4 separate regions of the Homo sapiens genome follow, and all the other regions are linked to region 2. Evidence: chromatin contacts called from ENCODE Hi-C or POLR2A ChIA-PET data. All regions are on one chromosome and are shown on one strand. The core of a region is the stretch at or near the end of the contact, and the rest is flanking DNA. Distances in the headings are between cores, read along the strand shown. Region 1 holds the start of LINC01852 (long intergenic non-protein coding RNA 1852). Region 2 holds the start of MEIS2 (Meis homeobox 2). Region 3 has its middle 150 kb from the start of CDIN1. Region 4 holds the start of CDIN1 (CDAN1 interacting nuclease 1).

Region 1 (3,548 bases), core at 276-2,775, 970 kb after region 2:
CAGGAAACACTTGTAGCATGTTTGTGCTCTCAAAAATGTTTTCCTACCCTTTCCTTCAAACTTCTCCTGAACTTACGCCTCGCCGAGGACCCCAAATACCTACCATGCTCTCCCTATTTCTTATTTAGATTTATAAGGAACAGAAAACAGCCAACAAGTTAGTATCAATCCCTACACTCCTGAATGTATTTGTTCATTCACTCAACATATTTGTTGAACCCTTATCAGGGCCAGGGACTGCTCTGGGCACAGGAGATACAGAATAAAAGACAGGTTTGGCTGGGTGCAGTGGCTCCCTCCTGTAATCGGAGCCCTTCAGGAGGCCACGGTGGGGCAGGAGGATAGCTTGAGGCCAGGAATTCTACCTTACTGTAGGCTGCGATTGCACGATTGCACGCTGCACTCTAGCCTGGGAGAGCAGACAGGACTTTGTCTTCGTGTTGTTATTGTTGTTGTTGTTGTTTAAAGGTTCATGTTCTCAAGGAGGCATACACTAGTGGAAAGAGACATTAGACAATTAGCCCTAGTAAAAAGTGACACAAAGTCAACCAAATAGAGGTCCCAATAGGATCTTTTTGTTTACCGGAGTTCCAGACCCACATATCTTCCACCTGTGCAGGTAGATAAAGTGTCCACCTCCAACTTAGAAAGAATTCCACAAGCACCCAGAACTTCATCACATTCGTTCTCCGGCTTTGTGATACTCATTTTAACACACACACAAAAATACTAAGTTCAGAGAGGCTATGTGGATTTTCTGAGGTCACACAGTTGTCTCAATGGAAAAAGCAGGGAAATGTTATAAAATAATACGAGTATCAAAATAGCTGTCCCATCGTCGTCCTTCAACACTTGCAGGTTACATCATTTTGCAGGTCTGGCTGTGACATCACTTCTGGATATGCGACACGGCCCACCCCACCACTGAGAAAATGGAAAATGCTGAGCAGTAACCTCAGAAACAACTTCCTCCTGCAAACGCAATTTCTTTTCCGCCTAAACCTTTACAGCAGGGAAGGTGGGTGTAAGGCGCACCAAAGAGCCTTTCAAAGTAGGAACCCCGGCCTGCAGGTCAGCCTGGATCGTGTCCAAATTGAGTTCCACCCCTGGTGAAAACCAATCTGTTTATGGGTACGCTTTTCTGATGTTACAGAACGTCTGCGAGAGAGGGAGCTCAAGTTCCCGCCTGGTCTCTAAGTAACCCGGCCCACAAAGGTGCATACACACGTCCGAGACAGAAAAAAGCTTGCCGGTCGTTCCCTCCTCCCAGGCCTGCAATGAAATGCGCTTTAATTGCATCAAAGGGTTCTTCTCAATGGGGTTTCAGAGGCGCGAGAGCGGCGTTCCCAGCGAGGGTTCCTTTCCGGCTGGCCAGCATTCCTCAGCCCCGCGCGGGGAAGGGGATGGGGCTCCTTCGGCAGGGCCTGAGGCTCATTTCCATTCCTCTCGCATACAGCCTCTGTTGTGCGGGCCGGGCCTGCAGAGGGTAGCCGCGGCTGCCTACGAACAAAGCCCCATTCATCCCCAGGGACGCTTCCTCCCCGCCGGCCCGCGGCCGCAGATGGGCTGGCCTGGGCACGCCATCCTGCAACCCGGGCGCGCGGCCCGGCCTGGCGCGCACAGGGCTCCGATTCAGGACGCCGGGGCTGGCCGGGGCGACCCGGGCTGCTTTTTCAGCAGGCCCCACAATGAGGATCGGCTGAAACTCGCTTTCATTTCTGGGCCGGGGACAGGCAGACACTGAGTCCTTTCAGCCGGGAAATCCTCAGTTTACTCACGGCTTGTTGAGAACGAAGATGTCAATTTCCACTGCCCTCTCCCGGCCTCCCCCACCCTTGCCCCCTCGGGATGGTACGGTCCGAAGTTTCCCGAGTTGTGAGAGGACTTTGTTTCTCCTCTGCGGCCTCTGAAATCCCGACGAAAGGGTCATTTCCTGACTTTTGTGTCTCTTCAATCCAGTGCCTTGAAAGTTCTTACCCTCTTGTTGTGACTGAGTGCATAATTGCAAGGCTGCTCCCTAACTTTTTTTCAGAGCTTTAACATTCCTCTAGGTTCAAGTTTGGGACCGTGGCTTCACAACAAAGACCAGTTTTTTCCTCCCCCTCCTCACTCCTGGGAAAAAGGAAAAAAGGAAAAGAAAGAAACCAAAACGCGTTTGTTCAGCAACCATGTTCACAGATTTCGAGCACACTTCTTCTGGCCCCACAGGTTAGACCAACAACAGGTTAATGCCACGGAGAGCTCTAACGCCAAATCAAAGGACTGCAGTCTCACTTTTTCTTAAGTCTCAGGCAGCTGGGGGAGTTGGGGCGGTGTGTGCTTAATTTCTAGTGCACAATCTAAAACAGAAACAGCCTCCAGATCTAGATTCCTAGGCTCTGGCTTAAACAGGGAATGGCAGAATCAAAGAACACCAGATATAGGAAGACTTATCAACCCTAATGCATTCATTTTACAGATAAGAAGCAGATAAGATCTAAGAGGGGAAGAGACTTGTCCGCCCTCCAAAAGAAGCTGGTTCATCCCAGTAAAAATTGCCTCAAACAAACTTAAAAATAATTTTCAAAAAGAAAGCCTCCAAGAAAAAAGTGTTGTTCAAAAATATGTTTTCTTTTCTCCCTTTGTGTCAGAAAAAGTTTTCTCTGAGTTGGTGGGAAAAGGGTGGGAACCCAGGTTTGAGCTGAGGATTAGAAAAAAACCTTCAAGTATCTTTCCAAAGAATGCTCTCTGTGTTTCTTTCACTTCCTGCATTTTGAACATTGCTACTCTCTCTCTTCAAAGTACAGTCATTCCCCCGTATCCGTTGGGATTGGTTCCAGGACACATCCCCACCCATAACCCAAACCCTGGGTGCTGAAGTCCCGTATATAAAATGCAACATATTTGCATATAACCTATGCACATCCACCCTTATACTTTACTTCGTCTCTAAATTAACTTACGATGCCTTAAACAATGCCTACACATCACTTGATTCTCCTGGATTCAATGTAGTACTTGGCGTGGGACAAATTCAAGGTTTGCTTTTTGGAACTTTGTGGAATTTATTTTCTGAATATTTTTTATCTGCGGTTGGTTGAGTCCATGGATGCAGAACTGACGGATACAGAGGGCCGACTGTATTGCATCCTTGGTGTGGCTAAAAAATACAACGAAATAAAAACTGGTTACTTGCTACTCCAAGACTTCTTTCGTCCTGCAGGAAAAAACCTTCACAATCTTAAAATGGAGATAGGATTACTTTGCATGGGTTATTTCTAAATGTACAAAATGAATCAGTATACACACAGATAGAGAGAGAGGAGTGCTTGTCATATACCAAGTACCATACTAAGCACTTTACACGCATTCCCTCATTGAATGCTCACAATAGCCTATGAGGAAGATGCTATTACTACCCCCATTTTACAGAAAACAGACCAAAGCTGAGAGGGGTTAATTTTAACTTTATCAAGGTCACACAGATGTTAAATGGCCAAGTCACACAATGTGACTCCTGGGCCTGATCTCTTTCACGCTAGGCTTCACTGATACTTGAGGCACAAACA
Region 2 (3,240 bases), core at 557-3,056:
TGAGGATCCAATAAATCAAAAGGCGAAATGAAACAAAATAAAGAGAAGAAAAACGCTAATAATCAGCACGAGAACGCCGAGGACTAGGAAAGACTAGGGCCAGTGCCTCCCCGGGGGCAGGGAGCGGAGGGTGGGGGGGCGAATAACGTGAAAGTTACCAGAAACATTATTTAGCAGCGGATTCCCTGCGTCCTTGTCAATTTCAGAGACAAAACAAGCAGCCCAGGCTAGTAGTCTAGGCGGCGGCGCAGCGGCTGCGGCAGCGCGGCCCCAGCGGCGGCCCCGGCGGCGGCTCCTACGCAGCCCGTGCCCGCCCCGAGCCGCGCGAGCCACGGCGGCAGCGGCGCAGCAGCGGCAGCAGGAGAACCGGGGGAATCGCGCTGCTGGGGTAAAAGCTGGAGCGAGGCGAAAGCGTGTAACGATTGCACACGCACACACACACACCACTCACACGCACTCGCCGCCCGCCCGCTCGCACAGCGCTGGAACACGCGCGCCCAGACACGCACACACGCACGCACACACACTCGCACACACGCAGAGGCACGGGAGGGAAAGAAGCCGATGAATAATTTTGCTATTTTTTAAAATACTGGCCGCCATCATCAAGCAGCGAGCAGCAGCAGAAGCGTTGAAGGGAGAGGAGGCATCGGGACAGGCCCCTCTTAGGAGAGGATTTATATCTAGGTAAGTGTTGGAGATTTAAACCTACCCTTTGCGCCATCAGTCTGCGCTCCAATAAACTCCTGGATGTGTCGTATATTTAATATCCCAGTCCGGATAAGAAAGTGATCTAGGCTGAAGATTCCTTTTTTTTTTTTCCAAACCAAAGAGACTTCTCCCAATTCTCCAATATGCTATTTTTTAGGGGGGAAAAAAAGCCCAGTCTAGACAACGAAGAATTTTTTTTTCTGTGATATTTCTTCTTTTTCTCTTTTTTCCTCTTCTTCCTCCTCCTCCTGATCTTCCTCCTCCTCCTCCACCTCCTCCTCCTCCCCCCTCCCCTCCTCCTCCTCTTCGGTCCTCCTTTCCCCCTCTTTCTCTTCTCTTCCCCTCAGTTGGAAAAAAAAAGAAAGAAAAGAAAAAGAAGAAAAAGAAGAAAAAAATTGTCAAGCCCCCGAACTGAAGGTTACGAGCGGCCCGTCAGCAGCCCACATGTAACCGAACTGTCGTGTTTCATGGCTTTTTGCCACTCCAGCTGTCAATCAAAGCCCGGAATGTCAAGGTAGTGAATGAATGATGGTTGATGATGATGAAGAGGAGGAATCTTTCAGACCCGTTTTTTTCTTCCAGTAAAACTCCGCGAGGGGTTTCTGCTTCTTGAATTTTTTCCTCCCCCCTCCCCCCTTTTTTAGCTTTGCCCCCGCGGTATCTATAATACGATCCTCTCTCTTTAAAGTATTGTTCAAAGAAAGCAGTGAGAAAAATCAAGAAAAAAAAATGAATAGTTTGCAAAAATTGGACTTCCTCCCCCCCTTTCCTGGTAGGTATTTTGTCTCTCCCTCTCTCTCTTTCTCGCTCGCTCGCTCGCTCTCACTCGCGCTCGCTCTCTCGCGCTCGCTCTCTCTCGCTCTCTTTCTCTCTCTGGGAGATGAGTGAGTGTCAGTAGGTGTTGGCAGGTTGGCTGCTGCCTGGCTTATTGAAGAGCCTCAGTTTGGCGGCGCGGGTCGGCGGCGGGAGAACGAAATGACGGAACCCGGAAGTCGTGGTGGCCATAGCCCGTCGTACGGCGGAGACACATCCCGGGAGTGGGGAGCGGGAGCGAGGAGGAGCGCGCCGCGCCGAGCCTCTGATATGCAACGAGTGCGATCGGACAGCCCCGGCTGGGGGGGTGGGGGAGGCGGGGGGGCGGGAGGGGGAGGGGAGGCTCGAGCCGGGCGGACCCGAGCAAATCAGCAAGCCTGCTCCTCCACGGGGATGGGGGACGGCGGGGGGGAGGAAAAGGAGAGTGTGTCTGTGTGTGTGAGTGTGTGTGTATGTGTGTGCGTGCGCGCGTGTGTGTTGCGCGCGCGCGCGCGCGAACAGGGAGAGAGGGAGAGGGGGAGAGAGAAGAGGACAGGGAGAGCGCAGAGAGGAAAACTGCAGAAAACCACAGGGAAAGTACGGTACCGCCTCAGATCTTTTCATTTAAAAAAAAAAAAAAACTTACTTCTAGTTCATTTTCCCATCACTCCCGGCTCCTGCCTAACTGGGTCTTGCCGGGGACGTTTGGCATGGCGCTCTAGCTTTTGTTCCTTTTAATTCCGCGGCCTCCCTCTCCTCTGCCCGCCGATTACAGCACCCCGAAGGCTTCCTGCTAACGTCCAAGGGCAGCAAGCTCTGCAGACGGTACCACTGCCGGGCTAAATTTTTTATTAAGTGGCACTTTCTTTTCTGCGCAGATCCAGCAACCTTGTCAATACTCATTTTTTTCCAGGACCAGAAGAGACCAGCTTAACTCAGAGCACACTCCCTCCAAGCGGTGCGGACAAGGGGCCACCCCGAGAGTCTTTGGGGGCCGCGGCGGAATCGGGAGGGAGGAAGTGAGGAGGCAGTCATCTGGGTCCGATGTAGCCAAAGGCGTGTGTGTGTGTGTGTGTGTGTGTGTGTGTGTGTGTGTGTGCGCGCGCGCGCCCGCGCGCCCGTGCGCGCGCGCGACTAGTGTGCGTCTCCAAAGTGGATCTCACTCAGAGCTGGGAAGCACAGGAGGAAAAGACGGAGAGAGTGGGGGAGAAAGAAGTTGCCGGGCGAGGAGGAGTGGCCGGCGCTCACAGCCCAGCTTTGTTGTGGTCGCCCGAGGCGCAGCGGCGGGCCGCGGTAACGCCTGCTAATGGCTGTGTTAATTACACAGGGGCGATTTCGCGGGGTCAGGGAGATGGGGCCAGCTCCGAAAGAACTTTTCCAAAAAGGAAAAGGAAACGAAGGGAACTACCCCACACCGTTTGGGTGGAAACTAGTTGTGGCCGGTGCCCTGTCCTCCCTGGCCCGAGCTGCACCAGGCTTCACCTCTGCGCGGCTGGTTTCCCGGCGGCCGCGCGTCAATCACTACGAGCCCGGAGTTGGGGGCGGAGCCACGGTCACCCCGCGCAAGCCTTGCCGCCCAGCAGCCCCCATGCCCCTCGGCCCCTTGTGGCGCGGCCGGGCGGACAGGCGCTGGAAGCGCGTCCTCTCCCCAACTTCTCGCTCTCGCCCTCCCAGTCCCTGGCCCAGAGAGTGGAAAGCGGACTGTTGTTCTCCAACAGCCGCATCCCTCCCCAACTT
Region 3 (3,293 bases), core at 198-2,697, 670 kb before region 2:
TTAACTGCAACGAAACAAATAAGGTTCACGCACAGGTTTAATTTGGCATCAAGCTCCAACTTAGTCCCTTGTGCTTGTTTATTGCATGTCTGCAGCTGTTATTTTCCTGCTTCTTCCACAGTTAGACAATAGAGCCAGGCTGTCGTCAGCCTTGCTTTGCCTTTATTTTGTGCTCCCCATTTTTATTGATGAGCTTATACTTGTCCTGCTGATTAAGTAAAAATATGTTTTCTTTATAATTTTTTTAAAGACTATGTTCCCAAAAAAGTCTCTGAGTTTTCCTTTTAATCACTATTTTTCCCTTTAAAAATGCATGAATAAATTTAAACCCATTCAAATGCCAATATGCCTAATGTACATATTAAGTCAATACGATTTTACTTAACTTTTTCTACTTACATTTTTTTTACTATAGCTCAAGACTTACAACAAAATACTAAATGATGACTGATTCTCATAGTGTCTTGCTAGAAAAGTAGCAACTATTTCCTAAATATTGGCATGTCTAATTGCTCAAATTTTACAAGCTAAGAAGACTAGGAAGAAAAATCTTTCAAACATTTAGGTTAGCTCTCAGTGGAGTCTCTGGAGGTTAAGAGGTGAAGTCAAGTCGTACCATTCTTTCTTAATACTATCATTCTCAAATGATCAAATGTGATTTTTCACTCAACCAAAAATTTCTTTCTTCAAACTCCACTTCAACTGCTCACGTTTTTTAAATCTCATTTTCTTATGTATTTATTCTATTTATTCATTCATTTATTCCATAGTTATTCAATAGATATTTATTGAGCATTTATTGGGTACCAGATACATAGAACTTCAAAAGAAAAGATTCTGATCTCTGAGATCATTCAGAGCTAAGCACCAGGCTAACTGCCCTCCTCACGCCAGTCTGTGTGTCAGCCTTACATATCTCCTGGAATACATAATAGGAACAAGTAGATTTTTAGCACCTTGGGTTACCTGAGGGTGCAAAGAAATGAATCTCATAAAGCATGTGCCAGAGTGCCTGGGTTCAAATAATTGTTTTTCCACTTTTAGTGGTATGACCTCAGAAAACATGTTAACTCTGTGACTGTCTTTGTCTGTAAAATGAAAAAAACAATAGTAGTTACCTCGTAAGTTTTTATCAACGGAGTCAACATCTGTAAGGTACTAAGACCAGTGCCTGCTACAGAGCAACGCTGTATATATTTGTCAAATAAATGAAAACAATTAAATTATGCATGTTATGAAAATTAAATGAATTTTCACATATGTAAAATATTTAGATATGTGCTCAAGTGCTAAATAGAGGTTGCTGATAATTACTGTTACTGAATAGCCCCCTTCTGGGAAGCCCTGGCCTCTTCTGTAGAAGTTCTTACTCATATTCCACCGTTCAAGACGCTGCCTCCCAATCGTGATTGGCCCGACTGAAGAGAAAGCACTTCATCAAAAGCAGATGCTCCTCCATGAGTCACTGGACTAATCCAGTTGTCCCTCTCTGGAATTTCCATTGAGGATATAATGAGTAAGTCTGCCAGGCAATAGGAGCTAGAGTGAATATTCACACAGAGAAACCAGCAGGGACTGGGAAAGTAGCTGAGTCATATTCCCTGCAGAAAATGGGAAGGGACCCCTGGACCTCAGTTGATGACACCCACATTACTGAATCCTGAGTCATCTTCCTATCTCTGAACTGTGATCCAGTTATCTGGACACTCAAGCATACTGTGGTTTCTGCTTGTCCCATAAGACATAGTGCCCCTGCCTGCTCTTTTCAGTTTCCCTGAGTCATGGCCAAGTGGTTGAGCTTTCTCTCTTTCTTATATCCCTTATATGTTCATCATAGACCACTGTAATGTATGGATATTTCTTGCAGTTTAAAGAGCCTCCTCTGTATATCACAGGGAGATAATAGGTACAGAACAAGTTCAAAAGATGGCTCTCAATTTTGTCTTGACATCAGAATCCCCTGTACTGACTTTTCAAATGCAGGGCCTGGGCCCTACCACCCAGATGTGAATTCAATAGGCTGGAGCAAAGGCCAGGAATTACTAATGTACATCAAAGGCTGAAAACTATTGAAGGTAGTCAAAGAATGATGTCGGCCAGGCAAGGAGAAAAAGGAGAACAAAAGAGAAATGTTGTTCAGTGCTTAAGGATAAAACTATTCTGTGGTCTCCTCATTGATAATGTATGGATGGACACTTTTCTAGCATGTGAGATAATTTTTCTAGAAGATGTAGTACTCATTCAAAATCCTCAAGGACTCCCTGTTGGACCTAGAATAAAGCGCAAACTCTGTAACCCAGCATTCAGGCTCTCCATAAAGCACTTTGCTGCTCCACTGAAGAACTTCCTTCTATACCCTTACATCCCAGTCATACCTGCCTTTTGGTCATTCTCGAACATTCTGTATGTCATTATATTTCCATGCCTTTAATTCATGCTAGTCTCCCAAGCTAAATTGTCTTTCTCATTCTTTCTGTCCACCTGACACTAATAATTACAAGAGTAATAACAATTTACAGATCACAATATGCTTTTCTCAAACATTGTTACATCTCTTCCTCATAGCAGCAACTTTGAGTAACAGATATGCTCTTTATTTCAACTTTCTGATCCAGAAACTGAAGTTCACACAAATTAGGTGACATACCCAGTGCCTGATATATAGTAGAATGTTGATTTAAAAATTGGCCAGAAGTAGGAAAGTGAATCAAGTCTTTGAATATCAAAGTCCAAGCTTTCCTTTGCTTATTTTGCTTTGTTTTAATTAACATATATCCAAATTCCAAAGGCTGGAACTTTAATCTTTCAAAACTCAGATCCAAAGACATGCCAACATACAGACACATAAACATCCAGGGTGCTTTAACTATGTAATAAATATCTAGCAAAGTTATTAATTTGAGTCTGACAAGAATGAGACAGGAATCGTTGAGAACCAAATGCTCAGAAGAAGTAGATTCAATTCAACTGAATTTATCTCTACTTATCTTTATTGTCATTATGTCTCATCAAATTCATCTAGAACAAAATATTTCATGAAGGCTGTTGGATAGTCAGACATTCCTCTACCCTGCCTGCCTCATGAGGTTCAAATGAGATAAGGTATGGGAATTCACTTAGGAAAGTAGAAAATGTTGATAAATTTTTATCTTCCCCTCAGTTTATCGTGCTCTGCAAGAGAGTCATGGACACTGACAAGCATACTCCTAAGAAGATGCTCACCTCAAAATCTGGTTACTCTATTACTCAATACTGTATATGTTTTCCAAAGCTGTGTAGTCTCCTGATCCACT
Region 4 (3,240 bases), core at 45-2,544, 520 kb before region 2:
AATTAAATCAGTTTTACAGACAAAAGAAATGAGGCTTCGATGGATTAAGGAATTTATTCAAGGAGGTATATCTAAAACTTCCAACCCAGGCATTATTCCAGATGAAAAATTTTAAACCACTTACAGGTTCTCTAAAGTCTAAGCACCTTTGCTTTAGTTTGCTTAAATTGTTGAAATCAGAAGAGAAACACAACACATGACCTTCTAAGAACCAAACAGATTTTAGAAAAGAGATTAAATGAGGGACTGATATCCCAACAAATTGCTTTAGGAGAACTGAGATCCATTCACAATACATATAGAAAATAAAAAAAGATTGGCTCATTACTCCAAACATTTATTGAGCGCCTACTATTTTCTGAGAACTGGGGTTACAATAAGATGCGATTTTAGACCTTGAGCAGCTAACTGCAAGGAGTGAAAGTGACTTTTTTTTTTTTTTTTGAGACGGAGTCTCGCTGTCGCCCAGGCTGGAGTGCAGTGGCGCGATCTTGGCTCACTGCAAGCTCTGCCTCTCGGGTTCACGCCATTCTCCTGCCTCAGCCTCCTGAGTAGCTGGGACTACAGGCGCCCGCCACCACGCCCGGCTAATTTTTTGTATTTTTAGTAGAGACGGGGTTTCACCGTGTTAGCCAGGATGGTCTCGATCTCCTGACCTCGTGATCCGCCCGCCTCGGCCTCCGAAAGTGCTGGGATTACAGGCGTCAGCCACCGCGCCCGGCCAAAAGTGACATTCTTTACTGCCGGCTGTTTGATGACGTCGGATTTGTTTCAAGTCTGTTTCTCAACAAGGACAAAACTGCCTTCCACGCGATGTACAGAAGTTGTAGGGCTTCCTCAACACAAGCCAAATTATGTTTACAGCGACCCTAGTGAGTTTTCCTGCTCGGACCATGACAGACTTGGTAGAGTGAAGACATGGTTTCTCGGCAGGCCAGTCCACGCTCCGAGGAGCGCTCAAACTGGCGCGTTAGGAAGTGTATTCAAATCGCGCGCTCTGGCAGGGGCTTTCGGGGGCTCACGCTGAAGGATCGCGGGGCACTCGTGAGACCTGCCGCCTGGTCTGTGCGTCAGGCCGCCCTGGCTTCTAGTAATTGGGAGAGTACAAAGCATCCCTTGTTGACCCTTTGATCCTAGGTGGGCGATGCCCTGGATTCCTACCTGCCTACTGAAACTCTGGCGCGGCGCCTTTCCAAGGGCGGCCGCTACTTCCTGGTTGGTTTGCCCTTAACTGACATGGCGGCTAGTTGCCTTCGGCGCACCACTGCGGCTGCTCAGTAAGCCAAGCTAGGGCACTCTGGTGTACAGCCAGTCCCCGCCGCGGAGGTGCCGGTGGAGCCTGGGACCGGGCGAGTCTCCGCCCCGCTTTTGCAGCTAGGGGTGTGTTTCAGGGGGGATTGGGGCAAGCCAAGCAGGCGAGGACCCGGGCCTGTGCCGCTTTGCCTACCCCTCATCCCTCGGCACCAAGGCTACTTGAGCCCCAGGGTGTTTTTTCCTTGTTCCCGCCACCTCCTGGTCCCTGGCCCAACATGATACTGACCAAAGCTCAGTACGACGAGATAGCCCAGTGCCTAGTGTCTGTGCCGCCTACCAGGCAGAGCCTGAGGAAGCTGAAGCAGAGGTTTCCCAGGTAAGTGTCCATCTCTCCCCTCTCACAGCCCTTTGCCTGCAGCAGCAGTGCCTGGGCCGCCCAGGCAGCGCTTAGGAACCACGTGTCACACATGAGTGGGGAGGAACACCAGTGTCAGGCGTTAGGAGGTCGAGGTTGGCGAAAAAAGGTTTATTCTTTCACTCGCCTTCCACACAAAACTCTTAACGGTGAGTTCATGGCAGCCTTCCAAGGCCTTGCAATTAAATTCAAGTCAACAGATATTTATGGAAAACGTGGTACGTGCTAGGTGATGGGTGAACATAGTAGGTGCTTCATAAATGACCAGAGGTTAATTGACAGATAGTAGGAATGAATGATGGGTGGGAATATGAATTGTAGATTCGAAAGGAGCAAATGGAGGACCCTTTTCAATTGGCCGTTGGAAACAAACAAGGGAGCATAGAGGTAAAGCGGCTTCATACTGTTTGACTGTGGCTTGTACTGTTAACTGTGGAATTAAGTGACCTCAAGGGTTCTCAATCCAATCAGAGAGCAGGGTACCCAGGGATTCCACTCTTGGGTCATTGGCCATTTGAACAACCAGATCTAAAGTTTCTCCATATATGTTATGCATACACACATTCCGGGTGTATTTCATACTTCCTCCCCCAAACACTTCTTTTTTCAGCGATTTTAGAATTATCCAACTTTCTAAGAAAGGACTTTGGGAATTATGTAGATTTCTCATTTTAATGAAGTGGAAACTGAGACCCCAACATTACATGAGGAACCAGTTGAGGACAACCAGGTCACTGTATTTATGTTGTGTTAAAAGCAGAGAATGTTTGTTTACTTTTTTCCTAATGAAAAACCAAATCCAAACCTGTACCATTTTGTTTTGTGGCACTGAGCATGGTTATTCCTAATGGAGAGCTTCCCCATCCTTGACGTATTCAGTCCCTGAACAAACACGACAGAAGTAATTTCTTGAGAAAAGAAAGGTAATTGGATAATAGGTATCAAAGTACAAATTGAAGCATAAGTTTAAGTTCTGTTATGACTTTGCTTTTTGAAGGACTTGGTTTTCCTAGTCTGTAAAATGAAGGAGTCTCTTTTCAATATTATCCAGATTTGATTTAGGGCAATATTTATCCCTTTATAGCCTTTAGTATTTTATCAGACTTGCTAAGAAGGAACAAAATTGACACATAATTTAATTTTCTGTCATTAACTCTTGCCAGTTCTGCACATGAACAGTGAAATGGGTGAAGACTGGTCAGCCAAGGGAATAGGTAGATTTTTCTGGGCAGTTTTAAGAAAGAGCATACATTTTGATATTCTCCTCTCACTATGTATGCAATCACTTGTAATTTTGCTTTTTTTTCTCTTCCTCTCCCTCTTTTTCTCTTTTTCGTTCTTTTCTCTAGCAAATACCTTGTCTTCTCTATAATAAGTAAGTGTCTGTTACTTTAATCAACACTTACAAAAGCCTCCCTTCTGTCTGGTGTATTCTCTTATGCTCTTTTCTTTCTTATTCATGATATACTCAAATCTTTTTCACTTCTCCCAAATGCCATACAGGGAATAAATAACAACTCTCCTTCCACAGGAAACTTTATTTAGAGAGAGCTGAACTACTAATCCGCAAA

What was found. Hi-C counts contacts between places; a loop is a spot of excess contacts on that map. ChIA-PET counts read pairs that join two places held with the same protein, here RNA polymerase II (POLR2A). Pooled maps may share reads with other maps.
Region 1: a map of OCI-LY7 shows a loop between it and region 2 (7-fold over the local background). The contact joins the promoter of LINC01852 here to the promoter of MEIS2 in region 2. A Hi-C loop is called at or near these places in 2 of 168 maps with a recorded cell type or tissue (OCI-LY7 and ascending aorta), 4 of 37 single-sample maps with no recorded cell type and 13 of 50 pooled maps. POLR2A ChIA-PET finds 5 or more read pairs at or near these places in 1 of 52 experiments (OCI-LY7).
Region 3: a map of chondrocyte shows a loop between it and region 2 (2.7-fold over the local background). The contact joins the enhancer-like site here to the promoter of MEIS2 in region 2. A Hi-C loop is called at or near these places in 1 of 168 maps with a recorded cell type or tissue (chondrocyte). POLR2A ChIA-PET finds 5 or more read pairs at or near these places in 3 of 52 experiments (A549, BJ and MCF 10A).
Region 4: a map of B cell shows a loop between it and region 2 (8-fold over the local background). The contact joins the promoter of CDIN1 here to the promoter of MEIS2 in region 2. A Hi-C loop is called at or near these places in 13 of 168 maps with a recorded cell type or tissue (A673, B cell, HepG2 and 9 more), 26 of 37 single-sample maps with no recorded cell type and 25 of 50 pooled maps. POLR2A ChIA-PET finds 5 or more read pairs at or near these places in 4 of 52 experiments (A549, Panc1, activated CD4-positive, alpha-beta T cell and 1 more).

What each region holds. Positions count from the first base shown.
Region 1 is chr15:38,071,465-38,075,012 of GRCh38, forward strand. LINC01852 (long intergenic non-protein coding RNA 1852) reads right to left here and starts at 1,526. Exons shown (of 3, transcript NR_147201.1): 1 at 584-1,526; 2 at 366-493. RefSeq lists an enhancer at 1,004-1,869.
Region 2 is chr15:37,098,743-37,101,982 of GRCh38, forward strand. MEIS2 (Meis homeobox 2) reads right to left here and starts at 1,807. Exons shown (of 12, transcript NM_170675.5): 1 at 713-1,807. The coding sequence starts at 724. LOC124903465 (a long non-coding RNA gene) reads left to right here and starts at 506. Exons shown (of 2, transcript XR_007064581.1): 1 at 506-687; 2 at 1,059-3,240. RefSeq lists silencers at 179-378, 529-588, 3,038-3,177 and enhancers at 1,648-1,807, 2,058-2,337.
Region 3 is chr15:36,426,809-36,430,101 of GRCh38, forward strand. No RefSeq gene overlaps it. Among named protein-coding and RNA genes, the nearest start is that of CDIN1, 150 kb to the right of the region's middle. RefSeq lists an enhancer at 1,039-2,238. Within about 2 kb of position 1,448, at least 6 of the 41 ENCODE cell types and tissues checked have a DNase peak (open chromatin) inside an H3K27ac peak, as active enhancers do.
Region 4 is chr15:36,578,332-36,581,571 of GRCh38, forward strand. It overlaps CDIN1 (CDAN1 interacting nuclease 1), which reads left to right and starts at 1,295. Exons shown (of 11, transcript NM_001321759.2): 1 at 1,295-1,630. The coding sequence starts at 1,530. RefSeq lists an enhancer at 1,414-1,533.